Linked DNA regions of Homo sapiens: region 1 is linked to region 2. A link is an interaction called in ENCODE POLR2A ChIA-PET data of the cell type or tissue named here. Cell type or tissue: GM12878. All regions are shown on one strand. Region 1 overlaps SLC5A10 (solute carrier family 5 member 10). Region 2 overlaps PRPSAP2 (phosphoribosyl pyrophosphate synthetase associated protein 2).

What was found. ChIA-PET counts read pairs that join two places held together with the same protein. Peaks named below come from ENCODE experiments on the same cell type or tissue, not always from the same donor. Only the 100,000 strongest peaks of a DNase experiment are listed, where the experiment ranks them.
Region 1: POLR2A ChIA-PET joins it to region 2 with 6 read pairs; 3 of 35 experiments call an interaction of 5 or more read pairs at or near these places.

Annotation. Positions count from the first base shown.
Region 1 is chr17:19,018,015-19,020,514 of GRCh38, forward strand. SLC5A10 (solute carrier family 5 member 10) reads left to right here. Exons shown (of 15, transcript NM_001042450.4): 12 at 1,409-1,577; 13 at 1,699-1,914; 14 at 2,141-2,198; 15 at 2,311-2,500. The coding sequence ends at 2,417. Among named protein-coding and RNA genes, the nearest start is that of FAM83G, 15 kb to the left of the region's middle. In GM12878, no CTCF peak of the experiment used is centred here; no DNase peak of the experiment used is centred here.
Region 2 is chr17:18,920,744-18,923,243 of GRCh38, forward strand. The region is part of intron 9 of PRPSAP2 (phosphoribosyl pyrophosphate synthetase associated protein 2); the gene reads left to right. Among named protein-coding and RNA genes, the nearest start is that of SLC5A10, 30 kb to the right of the region's middle. RefSeq lists an enhancer at 1,453-1,532. In GM12878, no CTCF peak of the experiment used is centred here; DNase peaks (open chromatin) are centred at 278, 1,001 and 1,548; H3K4me3 peaks cover 1,249 bases; H3K27ac peaks cover 2,500 bases.

The DNA.
Region 1 (2,500 bases), 97 kb after region 2:
GCGTTAATGGAGGCCCGCCTGGGCCTTTGATGAGGGCAGCGCCCGCCTGCCTGCCTGGCTAGGGGTTAATTAGCCTTAATCAAGGTGGCACCTCCTTCCTCCACCCTCTCCCTCAGGCCTAGAAGGGAAGAAAGGGAGGGAGGAAGGCGGACAGGCGCTGAGAGGACCCACCCTAGCTGAACACATAGCCTCTGTCACCCCTGCCACCACAGCCAGGGTTCCAGCGGGTCACCCACCACCCACCTTGGGGGTGAGGAATGCCAACTGACCCAGGACACAGGGGTGAGGTGCTCAGCCAGGGAGGAGCGGATGGATGCCATGCCCCAGCTTCATCCCCTTAGCTGGGTCCCATGCCCCTCAAGGCTCGGGGAGGGGGTGCCTCCTCCTGAAAGCCCTCCTAGATTGATGTTTCCTCTGAGCTGCTCCAGCCCAGTCCGAGTGTAGGTAAGAGGCTCATCTGTTTTCTTTGCTGGACTCTGAGTGCTGGGCAGGCACCAGGTCCCACTCATCGCCGAGTTGGGGATCCTAGGGTAGTGTCCTACGCAGGTGAGCACCTCACCAGTGGTTTGTTGGATGAACAAGTGTAGCATGTGCCTGTTGTAGAGGGGCTCTTGGCCTAAGGGAGAGGCAGGCAGGAGCTGACACGCAGGGGACAGGAGGGGACGGGCTCATGCTGGCCCAGCAGGGCTCCGGCTTCACAGCTGGGGAGTATGGGCTCTAACCCCAACCCACACCTCTGGCTCCAAACTTTGCATCCTTAGTAAGCAGGTTGCCCTGTGAAGGATGTGCAGCACAGGGCTGTCGGGGTGGGGATGTGCCAGCCAGAGGTCCCAGCTCCCACAAATGCCGGCCAGTGTGAAAAATCCTAGTGTCTTCAAATAACCACCAGGAAGTCAGTCTGGCCCAGATCGGGGGGCAGTGGTCATTCATGCACTCACCAAATGCTTAGTAAGCACCTACTATATGCTGGGAGACACAGCAATGAACTAAAGAGATGAGGCTCCTGCTCTCCTGGTGCTTCCATTGGGAGGGGAAGACAGGCAGTAAACAAGTAGACACCCAGGTAAATGTGCATGTAGTGACTGGGACAGGTGCTTTGAAGGAGAGACAAGAGGGAGCTCCATGGCGGAGCTCCAAGGGCTGGCTCCGCAGAGACCCCAGGGCAGGGAAGGAGCAGACAGCACTTAGAGTCAGGAGCTGCACCTGCAGGATCCAGGGAGCCACCAAAGGGTTTGGAGCAGGGCAGGACTGGCCAGGTCACTGGTGGTGTGGACCAGAGTCCAGGGAGGAGGCTGGAGCTGGGGTAGCAGGGGAAAGATTAGAGAGCAAGTCTTAGTGACCAGGGGAGGTGGGAGAGAGCTGAAGAGCCTCCCACGACGACCGCTGCCTGCCTTCCACTCGCCTGCAGGCTGGTCATAGTGGCACTCATCGGCGTGAGTGTGGCCTGGATCCCCGTCCTGCAGGACTCCAACAGCGGGCAACTCTTCATCTACATGCAGTCAGTGACCAGCTCCCTGGCCCCACCAGTGACTGCAGTCTTTGTCCTGGGCGTCTTCTGGCGACGTGCCAACGAGCAGGTGGGCGTCGGCGGTCTGCTCTCCCTGGGGACGTGCCACAATTTGCTCTTCCCTGCTGCCTGTGGGGGGAGCCTTGGTCCTCCTCCCGTAGCCCCACATGCCCTGCCTCCCTCCTCCCCAGGGGGCCTTCTGGGGCCTGATAGCAGGGCTGGTGGTGGGGGCCACGAGGCTGGTCCTGGAATTCCTGAACCCAGCCCCACCGTGCGGAGAGCCAGACACGCGGCCAGCCGTCCTGGGGAGCATCCACTACCTGCACTTCGCTGTCGCCCTCTTTGCACTCAGTGGTGCTGTTGTGGTGGCTGGAAGCCTGCTGACCCCACCCCCACAGAGTGTCCAGGTGAGCCAGCCCTGACCCCTGACCCTGACCCCTAACAATTTCTTACTCTGGTCCCATTCTCATCCCCGACCCACTCTGACTCAGAATTTTCTAGCCCTGGACTACCTAGCCCCGTCCCTTTTTGAACTCAGCTGCCATCTTGCCATCCCCAACCTTTGATCCTGTCTGGGTCACCCCCACCCTGCCATCCCCCACCCCCAACCCTATCCTCACTCATTTCTTACAGATTGAGAACCTTACCTGGTGGACCCTGGCTCAGGATGTGCCCTTGGGAACTAAAGCAGGTAAGTGGATGACCCTAGGCACTCCTCCACCTTGACCCTGGCCTGGAGGCAAGGGCACCAGGTGTAACCTTGTGTCCTTCATCTGTCCCTCTCCTTCTGCAACCCCCTCCAGGTGATGGCCAAACACCCCAGAAACACGCCTTCTGGGCCCGTGTCTGTGGCTTCAATGCCATCCTCCTCATGTGTGTCAACATATTCTTTTATGCCTACTTCGCCTGACACTGCCATCCTGGACAGAAAGGCAGGAGCTCTGAGTCCTCAGGTCCACCCATTTCCCTCATGGGGATCCCGAGGCCCCAAGA
Region 2 (2,500 bases):
ATATAAGCACTATATATAATATTTGAAAATATTATCCATAAAAGTTAGAAGAAAATAATAATTAGTGCTTGATGCCACTATTCAAAGACACACCACTTTAATTTGGTGAGCCTCTTTTTGGTTTTTCACCCTTATTTTCATAAAGCTGCGATGCATGCTTCATACATAATTGTGCATGTTGCTGCCTCCTTCTCCCAGCTGCCCGACGTGTCATCTCAGGTCACCAGAAACTTTGACAGGAAACAGCAATTTCTTTTTTTTTTCTTTGAGACTGGGTCTCACTTTGTCACCCAGGCTGGAGTGCAGTGACAATCACGGCTCACTGCAACCTTGACCTCCCAGGCTCAAGCGATTTGTCCACCTCAGCCTCTTGTAAACAGCATTTTTATGGCTAATAACCCATCGTATGAATGTGGCTTAGACTGCCCAACCACAGCCTAATTTGGGGTTTTTATGTTTTCTTCTGTTCTTTGCCCTTATAATGTGGCAGGAAATATATGTGGATAAAACACTTTTCCCATACTTTGGCTTATTTCATTTCAAGCTTCTAAAAGTGAGATTAATGAGTCAGAAGGTATGAATATAAGGCTTTTTGTCAAATTGATTTCCTAGAGGGTGATTCATTATACTTTTTCACCGGCATTGAGGTCAAGTGTCCTGGGAGTAGGACTGTTGAAAATGTAAAAAGTCACTTCAGTTCTGGAATTTATCTTGCTTTGCTTTGTTTTGTTACACTTTTTTGCCCTCTCCTGATGCTCACCTGGGGTCACACATTGCCTCTGGTTGTCATATGTCTTTCATCTCTTTCAATCTAGAGCAGTGGTTCTCAATTAGGGAGTGGATATTGTCTCCTAGAGGTCATTTGGAAATGTCTGGAGATAGTTTTGATTGTCAGAATCAAGGGGGTGGCTACTGGCATCTAGTGAGTAGAGGCCAAACATGCTGCTAAACTTCTCACAGTACGTAGGGTGGTCCCTTGCAGCATAAACGTGTCTGGCCCAAGATCTCAGCAGTTGAAAAGTCCCAATCTAGAACAGTATTTTAACTTTTTCTTTTTGTGACATTGCCTTAAAAGAAAATTGAAGTCAAAGTCACATAACATAGAATTAACCATTTTAAAGTATAAAATTTACTGGCTTTCAGTATATTCACAGTTTTGTGCAGTTACCATTTCTTTCTAGTTTCAAAACTTCTCATTACCCCGGAAGAACACCCTGCACCCATTAAGTAGTTTCACCATGCCCCCATCCCCCAGCCCCTGGCAACCACTTACCTCTTTTCTGTTTCTGTGGATGTTTGCCTAATCTGGACACTTCATATAAACGGAATCATATAATATGTGGGCTTTTGTATCTGGCTTCTTTCTTTGAGCATGTTTTTGAGGTTCATCCATGTGATAGCACTTGTCAGTACTTCATTGCTTTTGGTGGCTGGATAATATTTCATTGTCAGCATTTGAAAGGAATTTGGGTTGTTTCCACTTTTGGCTATGCTGCTCTGTATATTCATGTATGAGTTTTCTGTGTGGATAGATGATTCATTTCTCATGGTCTATACCTGGTATCGGAATTGCTGCGTCACTTGGTGTATGTTTAACTTTTTGAGGAACTGCCAGACTCTTTTTTCACAGCAGCTGCACCATTTTATATTCCTACCAGTAATGTACAAAGATTTCAGTTTCTCCACATCCTCATCAACACTTATTTTCTACTTTTTATTGTAGCCAGCCCAGTGGGCATAAAGTGGCATCTCATTGTGATTTTGATAAACATTTCCCTAATGGCTAATGACTTCATTTGTATATCTTCTTTGGAGAAATATCTGTTGAAATCCTTTGCCCATTTTTGAACTAGGTTTGTCTTTTTTTGTTGAATTATAAAAGTTCTTTATATATTTTGGCATATGGCGCATATATATATATATAATTTTTTTTTTTTTTTTTTTTTTTGCGACAGGGCCTCACTCTCTCACCCAGGCTGGAGTGCAGTGGTGCAATCGTGGCTCACTGGAGCCTTGACCTCCCGGGCCCAAGTGATCCTCTCACCTCAGCCCCCTAAGTAGCTGTGACTACTGTCATGCACCACCACGCCCTGCTAATTTTTGTATTTTTTTATAGAGACAGGGTTTCGCCATGTTGCTCAGGCTGGTCTCAAACTCCTGAACTCAGGCAGGCAATCTGTCCACCTCGGCCTCCCAAAGTACTGGGATTACAGGCATGAGCCACCATGCCCAGCCTACTTTATATATTTTGGATACTAGACTCTTACCAGATACATGATATGCAAATATTTTCTGCCATTCTGTAGGGGTTTTTTTTACTTTTTTATTTTTATCTATTTATTTATTTTTATTTATTTATTTTTTGAGACAGAGTCTCGCTCTGTCACCCAGGCTAGAGTGCAGTGGCATGATCTCGGCTCACTGCAAGCTCCACATCTCAGGTTCACGCCATTCTCCTGCCTCAGCCTCCCAAGTAGCTGGGACTACAGGCGCCCACTAG